Linked DNA regions of Mus musculus: all the other regions are linked to region 1. The links are chromatin loops, found by intact Hi-C in ENCODE. Cell type or tissue: left cerebral cortex. All regions are shown on one strand.

Region 1 (5,000 bases):
GGACCGATGTTGCCTCTGAGGCTTGACATCTCTGTCCACTGCTGTAACAGTGGGCTTTTTCGGTGGTGATTTTTTGTTCATGAGACATCGGTAACTACTGAAAGACCGTTGTCATAATGGTGAGAGATGAGGAATAGTAAGGAGGGCCAAGTGTGATGTGGTGACTTTGACAATGTAATGTCACTGTGAAGACACACCATGACCACAGCAACTCTTATAAAGAAAATCTTTAATTGGGCCTGGAGTACAGTTCAGAGATTTAGTCCATTATCCTCGTGGTGAGAAGCATGGCGGCGTGCAGGCAGACATGGTGCTGGACAAGGAGCTCAGAGTTCTATATCTTCATCCACAGGCAGCAGAGAGAGAGAGAGAGAGAGAGAGAGAGAGAGAGAGAGAGAGAGAGAGAGCGCCACTGGGCCTGACTTGGCTTTTGAACCCTTAAAGCCCACATTTCCTCCAACAAGACCACACCCACTCCAGCAAGGCCACACTCTACCAACTCAAATATATACGCTTGTAGGTGCCGTGTTCAGACCAACACACGTGGATACCAGTGACTTCTCTTCTGACAGGCACCTTCCCTTCTTCCAGTTCTGATGGACCATCAAGGAGTTTCACAGCATAATCTGTGATCTGTCTCTCCAATCACCTCTGCAGGGGAGGGATTAAGATGGCAGACAGAATAGTCCTGTTCAGAGACTTTCCAGCTTGAATCCCTGGAACCAGTAAATATGTTCCCTTTCATGCCAAATGGGCTATTTCAGGGTTGGTGATACTAAGGGCCTGGAGAAAGAAATTTTGTTCCCACTTAGCCAATCATGTCTGTGTAAGTTGAGGTTAGAGATGGGAGAGTCCAGGAGGCCCTGCTGCCAGTTTTGAAGATGGACAAATGGGTCTTTAGCCAGTGAACTGTGGAAGTTTCTAGAATCCAGAAAAGGCAAGAAACCAGATCATTCCCAGCCGTGTCCAGCAAGGTACAGTTAGCAGATATGCCTTGAACTGCTTTAAGCTGTCTTGTTTGCCGCAAATGGGAATTATACATGGAACTAAGCGTTTCTCCTCCTTAGGCTGCTCCTGTAAAGAAAGACTTGATCCAGTATAAAGTCAGCTCAGTTACTCATCAACAACCATCTACGATAAGCGAGTGTCTCCTGCGTGTCTATCTGAGGCACTTGGGGTAGGGTGTGAGCAACACGGGACAGGTTCCTCTTCTAATCCAGTGTCAGGAGATTGATAACTCCCAGAAGACAGACACTCGTGATCCATAGAGATGCACATGGAGGCTGGAGCCACTGCATTCAGAGATTCTGCACTTAGGGATGGGAAGGGATGGAGAAGCCATGCAGATAGAGTGTTCTCACAAGACACTGCAGGATCACGTGATCTCATCAGGGAGGAAGCACAGGGTCAGAGAACAGCCAGGGGTGCTTATGTTGATGGGCACCTTGCAGTGAACTTCAAAGCATGACACAAATATTAGTCACTGTGGCTGTGTTCCCTCTGTGCATCTGTGAGCTATGAGATCTTACTTTTGTATATGCTGAATGGGGAGAAAACAGCTATTGTCCAAAGATTCCAAGATATGCAAGCCCAAGTTGAGTATTTTCTTAGAATGTATGGGTCTGTGTGTCACAGTGACGGGACATCATTGTCTCTGTGGTCTACGAGGGATCTCCACAATACGAGTGGGGTTGTGTGGCCTCTTTCGTAGTAAAGAGAACATTCTGGGGTGGTAAAGTCAAGGGCATTGAGAAAGGGCACACAGCTGTGCTAGGGGAGAAGTCACCAAGTGATTAGACAACCTTGGCCCCTGCTTTGCAGGTGGAATGGGTGGGGCGGGCAGGTGCATTGGTTCTGCAGCCTTGTAAACAAGTAGTTCCCTGGTGGAGCCAGGCTCTGCCAGAGGAAGCAGTGAGGATATCTGGAGTCTAATCTGGGCGCTGTCTTTCTAAGGCACAGGAGGAAACGGGCAGTTTCTAATTAAGGATGCTGAAGTGCTGCCCCTGGTAAGGTCACAGGTGAAGTGTGTCTCAGCTTTCTCTATGCTGAAGAGTCTGTGTGCAAGCAATACACATTTTTATTCTTACTAATTCAGGCTATCCTTTTAGATTATACACCCCAAATGAGTTCCTCCAGATTCTCTGTAGTTCCTGTGATAAATGACGCCTCAGAATGTTGCAAGCAGAGCAGCCTTCCCTCTCCTGCCTAGTGACAGAAGCGAAGTGGGCATCTCCAGCCACGCGCCTTCCTCACACCTCCCTCATGGCTGCTGCCTCTCAGCATGGAGCATCTATAAAGGGAAAGTGAAGGGTTGCTAAGCAGGATGGGAAACTCCCAATGTAGAGATGTGGGAAAAAAATAAAAAGGGTCAAATCAGTATGTGTTATGAGTTGCACAGAAGCCCGAATCCTAGAAAGCTCCGGAAAGTAGTCCAAGCCAGAAATAACCAGGCATGCAGCCAGGATGGAGAGCAGGAGGCAGTCTTTCGATCCCTGCTGTGTGTGCCACTGTCCTGTCCTCAAGGTCAGAAATCTCTGTCCCATTTCCTTCCAATCCAGATCTGTAGCAAAAGCCTGTGGAGTACAAAGAGGAGAGACAGTCCATACGAGTGATCCTATCTCCCAAGCCCTTTGAGAGTTTTTGCATTTTATTTGCTTAAAATACTGAAAGTGTGCCAGTGCCTTGAAATAGTATGGTTCCCTGGCATTCTGCCATAAAGGTGATCATGAAAAGTGGTTTAAGGCATCTGTGAGAATTGACTTTATGAGGTACACTCTCTCATTCATCTAACCATCTGTCCATCTATCATCCTTTCATCTATTCCTACATCCACCCATTCATCCATGCACCCACCTATCCAATCCATCCATCCATCCATCCATCCATCCATCCATCCATCCATCCGAGGTATGGTAGCCACTAGATGCCAGACACTGAGCTAGGAGCCAAGCTAGGGGACAAGACCTGTATTGAGCCTCCTGGAACTCGTTGATGTAATAGAAGCCAGTAAACATGTGAGTGAATCACACACAAGTGGTGAAGTGTTGTAGAGGATGCTGACATGGTGTTATGGTAGAGAAGCACATACAAGTTGCAGAAAGGTCTGGTTTGGAATCATGTTGCTTATGGAGAAGCCCTCCACCATCACGTTTCTGAATGTGCATTTCCTGTCTCCTCCCCTCCCTGCCTGTATCCACATCCTTTGTGCCCGAATCATTACTCTACGCCCTGAGTTGTTGCTGACACCTGACACAGGTTTTCATTTACTTGGCCATCTGCCTTAGTCCATTTGTGTCTCTATCATGAGATATCTGAGGATGCCAGCAAACCGTGACGTTTACTCTGCTCACCATTCTGATGGCTGTGGGGTCTGATCAGCACAATGCAGACACCTAGAATGACATGCCAGAGGAGGACAAAGGATGTCTGCTGAGGGCAGAATGGCCATGCTTGTGGAACATGTCTGCTTCACATGACCACAAGCCTTGCCCCCTCTGCACTCCCTCCTCTCTTCCTAACACTCTCCCTGCCATGGGGTGGCTGTCATTCTAGAGCATCTTCTAACAAGCCTACTGAAAGATCACCTGATTGTTAGCCAATGGGATTTCATCTGCCTTACTCTTTACCATTGGTTCCAGTCCAGAGCCTGCGAAGTTTAGATGCTACCAACATGCAGAGAACCAAGATGCAAGTGACTGTCGTCCAGCCACAAGGAAAGGACTTCTAACAGGCATGGGGTTGCTTACTCTAGAGCATTATGCTCTCTGGATATGTAGCTTGAAGATCATATTCATCCACCCTTCCTGTCTGTCCATTTATCCATCTGCTCAGCTCTGGCAGCCTTTTCCGTTGTCTATTAAACTAACTTAATTGTCCTATTGATTCCTCTTAACTGATTCTAGTGTGTCTTTGACATATGCCCCTATGCATTTGTTTAAGAATAATTTTAAGAATATAGATGTGTGTATATTTTCCTATGCCCATAAGTATGGAGGGGGAGGGAGGAGAGAAGAGAGAAGTAAAAAACAGAACACATTTGGCTTAGACTTCTTTAAATGAGCTTAGAATACTTAAAGTCACCAACTGTTGTCAAAATAATCTAACTGAAAACCTTTTTTATGATATATTATTGACTCTCTCATGTAATTTATAGAGTATTATGTTAAAAAGAAATGACAAGGGCCAGGGAGATGGCTTGGTCAGGTGCTTGTCTGTACAATCATGAAGACCTGCATGTCTGTCCCCAGCACCTGCTCAGAAAACCCTAGAACTGACTAGTTCAGAGAGGGATAGTGTCCTGGAATGAGAGAGACAGACAGACAGACACAGAGACAGACAGAGAGAGACAGAGAGACACAAAAAGCACAGCACCATAAAGGACAACTCCCAACCTCGACCTCTGGTCTCCTTGCATACATAACCCAACACGCCCACAGTGCCTAATGGATTATAATGTGTGCTTGAGTTTTATTTGAGAAGCCCCATAATGAGATTGAAACTTAGAGATCTGTAAACATTGGATTTGAATACACGCTACCAGTTGTACAATGAGAAAACCCCCTTCTCCCATTGGTGCTCAAAATCTATGCTCTAGAAACTCAGAGAGAACTTGCCATGAAGAGAATTTTATTCTTAGAGCATCCTGCCAATTAAAATAGCCCATACAGAGTACGCTTGGAAAGTGGCCTCCGCCATTTATTTTCTAAGATTCCACATTGACAGGGATAACTTATTATTTAGCCGTGACTGGTCTGGTCTAGTTTTATTGCCTCACGCACTTGCTGACCCTATTGATTTACCCTGAAAGTCTAATTTAGTCCGGGAGACCACCTGTGATTTCTGTACATTTCACATGCGGAAGAGCATCGTTCTCAGCAACTTGTTCTCTCTGATTTCCTTCGCACATGAGAGTTGATGTAGAAAAGACAGCTGAGCAGAGCCTGGCAGCCTTTCAAAAGCACGCAGCCAAGTCTCCATTTACTCACTCTAATTTGAAGCTC
Region 2 (5,000 bases), 83 kb before region 1:
AGTCCTTTTGGTCAGAGTGTTTTATTGTGGCCAACAGGATGAAGGTAGGACAGGTAGTGCTGAAAAGACGGCAGGTGCACAGGTGTCACCGCACATGTTAATCATGGTTTGTCAGGCGAGCACTTTCTAATAGCTTGAACATATCTGTGTGTCTGATGTATTATCTTCTCGATGTACTGTGGACCCCTGGAACGATCCTGTGCCCATTGACTGGCACAGAGGTATCGTGTATCTGCCCACCCCTTCAGTTAGGAGCTGAACCCAGAGCTTTGTGCATAAGAGGCAAACGATCTCCCAGTGGGCTTCCATAGCTCTGTATATCATAAGTCTTTTTCACATCATTGTGTGAGTGTGTGTGTGTGTGTGTGTGTGTGTGTGTATGTTCATATGTGTAAGGGTTGCCATGGCATGTGACAGTGTAAGGACAACATTGAATTGATAGAAGAATTTTTATTTTATTTTTTATTTTTTTTCCATTTTTATTAGGTATTTAGCTCATTTACATTTCCAATGCTATACCAAAGTCCCCCATACCCACCCGCCCCCACTCCCCTACCCGCCCACCCCCCCTTTTTGGCCCTGGCGTTCCCCTGTTCTGGGGCATATAAAGTTTGTGTGTCCAATGGGCCTCTCTTTCCAGTGATGGCTGACTAGGCCATCTTTTGATACATATGCAGCTAGAGTCAAGAGCTCCGGGGTACTGGTTAGTTCATAATGTTGATCCACCTATAGGGTTGCAGATCCCTTTAGCTCCTTGGGTACTTTCTCTAGCTCCTCCATTGGGAGCCCTGTGATCCATCCATTAGCTGACTGTGAGCATCCACTTCTGTGTTTGCTAGGCCCCGGCATAGTCTCACAAGAGACAGCTACATCTGGGTCCTTTCGATAAAATCTTGCTAGTGTATGCAATGGTGTCAGCGTTTGGATGCTGATTATGGGGTGGATCCCTGGATAAGGCAGTCTCTACATGGTCCATCCTTTCATCTCAGCTCCAAACTTTGTCTCTGTAACTCAGAAGAATTTTTATAGTTTATTGATATCTATGCCAGATTAGCTGGGATTCTCTTACCTCTGCCTCCTATCTCTTTGTTGTGGGGTCACAGATATGTGCTACCACACACTGATTTATGTGTGTCCTGGGAATACAGACTCTGGTCCTCACAATTGTGTTTCGGATGCGTCTTAAGTTTTGTTGTTGCTGTTTTATCAATGGATATTGGCTCTTTTTCTCTGCAGAATTCTAATACAGTGCATGACACTGAAGCTCTGTGAAGGTGACAGAATGTCTGATCTTTCAAGTTAGACAGAGCCCTTTGCACCCATCAATTTTCAGCACTAGTGTTGAATTTCTTTAGCCAACGCTGGGTAAATGTATTTGCTCACCTGGACACCACGTTTGACCCTGGCAGTTGGTGCTATTTCTGTTGATGAGTTAGAATCACTCATTGCTCGTGATCTAAGTTCTTCTGATGGACCAAGGAAGCACTTTTCTTCCCCAACATCTTTTATCTGTTGATTGGTTCTTGTGGCTAAATGGGATGTTGGAATGAGTGATATGTGGCTGAGGTAGGGCGAACTTTGAGCAAGAACAGCCACTGCGAGTCACTGGGCAGCCAGATTGTATTCAGTGTAGAGACTGCCTCCAGGGTGGCGGAAGCACAGAGATAAGGGTGGGCTGTATGACTTGGATATGACTCTCACTGTTGTTATTTTGTACAAACCACAAAAGCCATTGTGCATTCCTAAGGCTGGAGAGATTAGTGGCAGTTCTCTCTCATTTTACAGATGGGAAACCCTCTTAGCCAGTCAGTAACATTCTGAAATCCTATTACTTAGAGCCAGCCAAGGTGTCAGGAAGGAGTTGGGTTAGCTCTAGGCAGCAACATCTGCATAACAGTAGCGGCTTTCCTCTCTCCTGGATTGCTCTGGAGTCATTTGTGGTAATGAAGCTATCTATCTCTGTATGTTATAGCCATCAGATTATCTTCAGAAACCATACAGGTGTGATTAGTTTAAACCTTTAAGACCCATGGAAACAGTTGAGTTCGCCAGGCGTGTCTGCTGTGTGCACTTAAGATTCTTCACTGAATAGTAATTGTAGTAACTGCTGGCCCGCTCTTGGGAAACCTTTAAAAATAATAATTTGTACTTCAAACATCTCTTTCTGTGAGTTGCTCAAATGCCTTGCAAGAATGGTTTACTAATCCATCCTTTGAGATGGTAGATAGGGTAGCTTCCAGTGGAGCAACACAGTAGGAGGTGGACACACACACACACACACACACACACACACATATGCCAGAAGCTCTGAGAATCCAAACCAAAACTTGGTTCCAGCCAGACAAGATCCCTGTCCATCGTGCTAGAAGAACTGCTCGTGCTTTTGAGGCTCATTTTATGTTTATTGCCTTAATAGAAGTTTACTAAATTTATATATGGTAGATATTGCAGAAGATGATGAATGAAATGGAGAAGCCCTTTCTGTAGGCTCTAAAAGCATCAATCCGACTGTGATAGATTGTTGGCTTGCAGCTCAGAGATTCCCCACTAGATGATGCTACCTAGACAAGAATCTTCCTTCACTCAGGGAGGGGTGTGTTTAAAGAACAGTCTCCATCTCCATAGTTTCTGAAATGCTCGAGGAAGCAATTGACTCCTTAAAGAGCATCAAAACACCACCCACAAACCCAGCCATAGGACTCAATGCCATCTTGCTCCAGAAGTATTTACACAGGAGATACTTGACAGTGGCCCTTGCCTTGGAGGGGTGGAAAGCCAAGTGGACCAGAGTCAAGGCAGCACACACTGGCTAGGCAGCTTCACCCGTCATGTGGGCGGGTGCGAGTGCAGCTTTGATGGGTCGGGGAAGAGCTTTATATTTTGAGAATCACTGTGGCTGCTTTGCCCTTTGGGATTCCCCTTGGCAGTGGTCCTGTGGGATGTGGGGCAGTGTTACTGGCAGGCTGTCAAGTCTTCAGCATGTTATATAGTCAGCACTGACTCTCCCAAAGTTAGTCTGCAAAATTCAAGCATAATGGTTCACTTCAGTGTCCAGTATGACTTGCACTAACTCCATCCTTCTGATTTCCCTCCTCCCCCTCTTTTCCTCTCCCTTACCCCTCCTCATGCTGATAGGCTGCCACCCCTCCCCCTCCTCATGCTGATAGGCTGCTTGTCTTAGTCAGGGTTTCTATTCCTACACAAACATCATGACCAAGAAGCAAGTTGGGGAGGAAAGGGTTTATTCTGCTTACATTTCCATAGTGCTGTTCATTACCAAAGGAAGTCAGGACAGGAACTCAAGCAGGTCAGGAAGCTGGAGCTGATGCAGAGGCCATGGAGGGGTGCTGCTTACTGGCTCGATCCCCTGGTTTGCTCAGCTTGCTCTCTTATAGAACCCAAGACTACCAGCCCTGGGTTGGCACTACCCACAATGTGCTGGGCTCTTCCCCCTTGATCACCAATAGAGAAAATGCTTTTCAACTGGATCTCATGGAGACATTTCCTCAAGGGAGGCTCCTTTCTCTGTGATAACTCCAGCTTGTGTCAAGTTGACACACAAAATAAACCTGTACACTGCTAGAATAGAAATGACCACCAAATGGAAGCCAAATACCTCTGGGTTCATCATAGTGTATACTTTAATTAAAATGAAAGTAAGATAAGATTGAAAATGAGACACAGGCTACTATACTTAGTAGGGTTCTATAGACGACATTTGCTAATGTATTACTGTTTGAAAGTGCAGGGACTGGGTCGGGATTGAGGCCCACTGAGAAGGATCCTGGCTCTACCTATAACTGGATGTTTGGCCTTGGATAAGTCAGTTTCTTTGCTTATAAAACAAAGAAGTTAGTTGCCTTGCGATTTATTTTAAAGATTAAATGAGAATGTGTGCAAGTCTCCAGCTCAGAGTGAAAATGAAGTATTTCTTAGTGTGGGTATCAGTATCTGCCAGTGGTCTACAGATGTCTCCTGCCCTGCTGTGGGTATTTATCTTGTATTTTGGGTTCTCAGTTAGTGAGGCTTGGAGAGCCCTTCAGATTCATGGGTTCTGTAGGAGATGTGGCACCACGAAGGAGTCACTGCATCAGGTACACATAGGTGGCCGTGGGCAATAGGCATCGCAGGACCCATTTACTCACCTCTGTGTTCCTGGGGCTCCGTCTCCCTGGCTGCTGCTGTCTCCTAGCTGTAGGTGACATGGGAGTGAGCAGAGCAGGCAGGAAGAAGGTTGGAGCTGACAATGACTTGCTTTCTGGGATCTCGGGGCTTGGAACCCCAGCATCACTGTCTTCTCCTACATGAGCTTCCTGCCTGGCCCAGAAGTCAGTCTCCTATGAGCTATCAACTACTTCTGCTTTTTATACTTTTCTGTTCCCCTTTTCAAAAATTTCCCTGAGTCTTGGAAGGAGGAGGTATGACAGAGGCTGAAGAACTTGATATTTATAACCTTTACATGTGAACGAATACCTTTTTGTACAGGGGGGTGGTGGTGGCAATAGGGGCATACTCTTTAGGCCAGACTAGCCTGAAATTGGCTACATGGGCCAGGCTAACCATAACCTCCTGGCATTTCTCCTGTTTCAGCCTCATGAATACTAACATTACAGTTGTGAGCCACAGTGCTCAATTTGTCAAAAAATAAATAAATAAAAATAAAGTAATAAAAATAAATAAAAAATCATATTTTTCCCCTGAAGAGTACAGGCTTCTTTCTTGATTTGTCAGTTTTTTTCTTTATAAGCAAAGAAACTGACAAATCCAAGGCTAAACAGCCAGTTATAGCCAGGGGAAGCAAGCTAGTAAGCAGCAGCCCCTCCATGGCCTCTTCATCAGCTCCTGCCTCCAAGTTCATGCCCTGTGTGAGTTCCTGTCTTGACTTCCTTTGGTGATGAACAGCAATATCGAAGTATACCGGCTTCTTTCTTACCTCTTGTATAAGTTGCTAGTGGTCAGAAGCTAAGAAAGGGCTTTTGTGCCTGTGTAAGATGCAAATG
Region 3 (5,000 bases), 71 kb after region 1:
CCCTTGAGTTGTTAGTCAGCTGCTGACCTCATAATCTGCACAGCTGTGGCTTCCCAGCGTTGTCATGGAACAGATTGGGATGTCTAAATGGATCACTTTCAGAGGTTACAATTGTCAAGTGAGACCAGCCTGCTGATTCTTATTAGCTAAATGAAGCCGTGTTACAGCAGAACTGGCTAATTCATTCTAATGGCTGGGAAATCCAATGCAAATTGTCACATTTTACAGGACACATTCAAAGCTTTTCTTGATGATTTTTACCTCTGTGCAGGCTGTACCCCAAATATGGTTTTATTGCCCACTTAAGGACCTTGTTGGGATGAACAGTGGGATGTGATCACGCTGCCCGTGTGCACGGTGGTGGTGTCAGAGCAAACCACGCAACATTCGGTGTGTAATAGACACGATGAGCATGATTCACGATGGTTGTAGGTAATGCCTGAGTAATGGCTGTCAAGCCCTACCAAAAATTGAAAAAGATCGTACTTGTCCATGCTGTCTGAAAGAGTGTTGGCTTCTAAAGGACAAAGAAATACCTTAGACCACACCTGATCCCCAAAGTCAATCTCTTGAGCCTTTATTTAAGAAAATGTTTGTGGTAGAGCTGGTCTAGAACCTATGTTCACGAGTCCTAATGTATTCCTCCACTTTGGACTTCCGCTAACTTGGTAGCTGATCTTCGTGCTGCTTGCTGCAGCTTGTCAAGGTGATATGCAAGTTCTTTTCTCACACTTGTTTGTGTGGTAGTGCAACAGATATCCCAGACTAGCCTCAGGCTCTCTAGATCACCAGGATGACCTTGAACTCATGGTCCTCCTGCCTCTGCTTCTCAAATGCTTGGATTGCAATATCTGTCACCATGCCTGTTGACCACAAAGGTATTTATAAAAAAATGTGTATTTTTATTGTATCTGTGTGCGTGCATGCATCTTAGAAGTATACCATGTGCATGCCAAGTGCCCACAGAGGCCAAAATCAGGTACAGGACCCCATGGAACCAGAGATCCAGATGATTGATCCACTCTGTGGGTGCTGAGCACTGAGTGACTGCTCCTATGGGTGCTGAACACCAAGTCGGTGCTCTATGCAAGAGCAAGAAGCACTTGGGGTAGCTGAGCCATTCATCTCTGCAGCCCGATTGTAGTGCTTTAAGGCATCTCACAAATGGATTCGTGGGAGTCTAACCGGTCGTGCTTTTTCTGATTCTTAGTTGTGACAACATACACGGATGCCTTTGCCAGCGTGTGCATGCTACAGCAGTAAAGAAACCAAAGGAAACAAGTTTATCAAACACAGTGACTGTTGGCTCCAAAATACTCCAGGATGTACAAGGATGTTTATCAAAGTATTTGTAAATGGTAGAAAATAAATCAGGCAATAGCTGGATTTCCAGAGTGAGCAGATATATACATTATGGCATATATATGTAGTTGAGCAATGAACAGGTACTAAAATCTTCCCTAAGGATTATTTACTGATATGGGAAAGACCAACACGAAAACAAAAGGAAACCAAAGATGCCTAGTTGGGTAAATCTAATTTTTTACACAACAGCCCACATAGATAAAGGACAATGTGGTGAAATATGTGTGATCATTGTTGAGTGATAGAAATCTGAATAACTTTAACTATCCTTTTTAAATTTTTTAAGTTTTTCATAGTGAGTCCATACTTCTTTAATAATCATGGTAGGACAACTCTTTAAAGCAGTTTGAGTAGATTTGTTAAGAGTCATACTGTAGTGGTCTTTGCTTCAGGCATCATCCCCCTGCCTACCTTTTAAACAGACTCTTGGTTTTCCCCCCTGGTTTTATTCCTAGAAACCTTCCTCTCATCCTAGCTGGAAGCTGTGCTAGTCTGGAGTGGCTGTGGCAGAAGCCTGACATAACTCTTCACTCGTCTCCCCTCGCACCAGCTTTTCACACATTCAGTACCTGGACCAACCCAGAATATACCCAGAAGTTTGTCGGCCTCTCTGCTTTCCCGTACCACCTCCTGTCTTCTCATCACGCTCTCTTCTCTGTGGGAGCAGTCACTTGCTCTCTCTGTTTCAACCTTCTTCTCTTATGCTCCGACTTTCCATGTAACAGACAAAGTTGTTAAGACACAGTTCAGGTCATCCATTTCTCTTTTGTCAAAGCTCTCCACTGCACAGGAAGCCAGAGGATGCAAGTAATGCCCAGAGGCCTCCTTTCTGCACCCAGTGCCTGCTTGGTGTCTGCATGGGCTCTGCTGAGTGCTTCTTTCTTCATCGCCATCTCCTGCCTAAAGGATCAGCAGCAGTAGCTTTGCATTGCCACCCACACTGGAGTTGGCCTTGGTGATGTCTTTGAGTCATTTCCACCCAGTAACCCTTCATGGCTAGTGATTTTACCTCCCTCGTACACTCTCTCAGCAGTGCCTTTCTGACATTTCTTCATTGCTCCCAGTGCACACACAGACACATTCACATGCACACACACTATATGCACACACAGACACATTCACATGCACACACACTATATGCACACACAGACACATTCACATGCACACACACTATATGCACACACAGACACATTCACATGCACACAGACACACTTACATGAACACACAGACACACATACACAAACAGACACACTCACATGCACACACAGACACACTCACATACACGTGCGCACCTCCGAAGTTTCCATGTTGCATAAATTTCTTTTGTGAACTGATCACCGTCTAATATATTGTGCAGGATGCTGGCATATTTATTGTGTGCATGTATAGAAGTACAACTTAAATGTGCATTTCATTCCATCAGGAATTCTTGTGTATGATTTCTTACCTCAGCTGTAACTCTTGGAACTGTACCTGCTGTGTGGTAGGCACCCAGAAACTGCTGGGCAGAGTGCCAGCAACAGGAAAGGTGACCAATGGCCACTGTGTGGTGATTGTCCAAGTGACTTTTCTGAGTTGCTTCACCTGCCATTTTTTCCTTAGCTTGATTGCCACAGCTGGCCTGAGCCTGCTGAGTAGCTGACCTTTCCTCTTGATTGCGTTTCTCTTCCCACCTAAATCAACAGTTCCAAACTAAAGGGGGAAGTCTGTTTCTTCCTAGTATTTAGCTCAGTTTTCAGACTTTTTTTAAAAAAATTACTTCTTAGAGAGTGTCATGTGTATTTCAACTGTATTTACCCTCACCCCCAACTATTCCTAGGTCCCCTTCTCTTTCCTGTCCATCCCTAGCAATACAAACAGGAGGTGGGGGGGGGGGGGCAGTTTTCCTTAAGAGTATATCCTGGCAAATCAAGTGGAAGACCATACATCTGAGAATATTTGGGTACCACAAATTGGTCTCTAAGGATTTTTTTAAAGGATATAAAGTGTTCAGACTCTTAACTGATTGTTTTAAACTGATGTCTTTAATTTTCTACTTTAACAAATTGAGCTGCTACTGCATCCCTGTTGAAGTCAGAGGCAGGCACTATCTTACAGGAGTTCAGTGTCCCGATGGCACATAGTGCAGGAGTGAACGAGGGGCAGGACCCTGTATGGATGACCCTCTTCTCCAGTAGGTGCAAAATATATTTGGGTTCAAGCTCAGAACCAAAACCATGTAATCTTATGGTGGATGAGAAGGATGAATATCGCCTAAGTGTTTCTTTTTCTGTTTTGAAGATGGAGTAATGTCTTCCTGTGGGAAAGAAGTAGCAAAAGTTATGTGTGTGGTTATTTTAGAAGCCAAGGAAACAGGATGCTGCTAGTAGCAGTGAGCCCTTAGTGTGAGTTAGAAGATTGATATTTAGGGGACTAACAGATGGCTTAGAGGTCTAGAATGTGTACTGCTCGTGCAGGGGACCTTAGCTTGGTTCCCAGTGCCTAGATCAGGTATGTTACAACAGCCTATAAGCACTGAGAGGATCTTATCCCTTCTCTTGGTCACCATAGGCATTTGCATGAATATATTCACATATAGAGAGAGACACACGTATACATAAATACTAAAGAAATAATAAAATAAATCTAAAATGAAGGAACTCTAGACTTAGAAGATATAGAAGTTGTAATTCGGAAGATCCAGATTTCAAAGGCGAGGGCTTGGCTCAACCGCTGGGACTGGTATTAACTAATCACCCTGGACATCAGTGTTTTGCTCCCAAGTCTTCGTTAGTTCCATGCAGACATATTCAGCCTCTAACAACTGCATGCGTGTTCTCTCCATGTTCTCAAGAGAGGCCTTACCTTGTCCATGTAAAACCAACATAAGCCCAGAGGCACATTAATAGGATGACTTGGGGGACTTTTAAACATCAGCATAAGACTCGGGCTGTTTTAAGTGGGTCTCGTCTGTGTCCTCTTCATAGTATTATCAGCTGCCACCTACTCTTTGCATACATAGCACCAAAGTTCAAAATGCATGACTTGGTATATACCACTGGAGTTTCTTTTATAGCCACTGTCCTTATCCTAGAAATAGCTTCATACTTTCTTATCACTGGAAACTATGGTTCTAAATGTATAAACCTCCTCATTTAGAGAGAAAAGGCATGACTGCTTCTCCACATGATTTTGAACTAACATAGGGATGCAGACAGTCAAGTCATCTTTCCAACAGGATGTATTTACTTTTCTAATAACAGCACAGGTCCAATAAAGGCTACACCTGTAGCAGAGACTGTAGAATAGAGATGTGTCAGTGATAACTCCACACTCATTCATTGTACACTAATGACATTTTGATTCCTCAAGCACTCATGGGACCACACTCTTCATTTTTCTCTTTTTCAGCCTTTGCAACTGAACTGTAACCACTGTGCCATCGTGTCAAATTCAGGTCAAATGGTCGGGCAGAAGGTGGGGGAAGAGATAGACCATGCATCCTGCATCTGGAGAATGAACAACGCCCCAACCAAGGGCTTTGAGGAAGATGTCGGCTACATGACAATGGTCCGAGTTGTGTCACATACCAGTGTCCCTCTCTTGCTGAAAAATCCTGACTATTTTTTCAAAGAAGCAAGCAGGACCATTTATGT

What was found. Hi-C counts contacts between places; a loop is a spot of excess contacts. Peaks named below come from ENCODE experiments on the same cell type or tissue, not always from the same donor. Only the 100,000 strongest peaks of a DNase experiment are listed, where the experiment ranks them.
Region 2: a loop joins it to region 1, with 2.1 times the contacts of the local background. A loop is called at or near these places in 2 of 42 quality-filtered maps.
Region 3: a loop joins it to region 1, with 2.2 times the contacts of the local background. A loop is called at or near these places in 2 of 42 quality-filtered maps.

The regions. Positions count from the first base shown.
Region 1 is chr3:153,482,249-153,487,248 of GRCm38, reverse strand. The region is part of intron 2 of St6galnac3 (ST6 (alpha-N-acetyl-neuraminyl-2,3-beta-galactosyl-1,3)-N-acetylgalactosaminide alpha-2,6-sialyltransferase 3); the gene reads left to right. Among named protein-coding and RNA genes, the nearest start is that of Gm46831, 25 kb to the left of the region's middle. In left cerebral cortex, no CTCF peak of the experiment used is centred here; DNase peaks (open chromatin) are centred at 2,305 and 4,978; H3K4me3 peaks cover 103 bases; H3K27ac peaks cover 1,470 bases.
Region 2 is chr3:153,565,685-153,570,684 of GRCm38, reverse strand. All of the region lies in intron 1 of St6galnac3 (ST6 (alpha-N-acetyl-neuraminyl-2,3-beta-galactosyl-1,3)-N-acetylgalactosaminide alpha-2,6-sialyltransferase 3), which reads left to right. Among named protein-coding and RNA genes, the nearest start is that of Gm32721, 22 kb to the left of the region's middle. In left cerebral cortex, a CTCF peak has its summit at 2,536; a DNase peak (open chromatin) is centred at 2,615.
Region 3 is chr3:153,411,627-153,416,626 of GRCm38, reverse strand. St6galnac3 (ST6 (alpha-N-acetyl-neuraminyl-2,3-beta-galactosyl-1,3)-N-acetylgalactosaminide alpha-2,6-sialyltransferase 3) reads left to right here. Exons shown (of 5, transcript NM_011372.2): 3 at 4,756-5,000. Among named protein-coding and RNA genes, the nearest start is that of Gm46831, 95 kb to the left of the region's middle. In left cerebral cortex, no CTCF peak of the experiment used is centred here; a DNase peak (open chromatin) is centred at 2,226.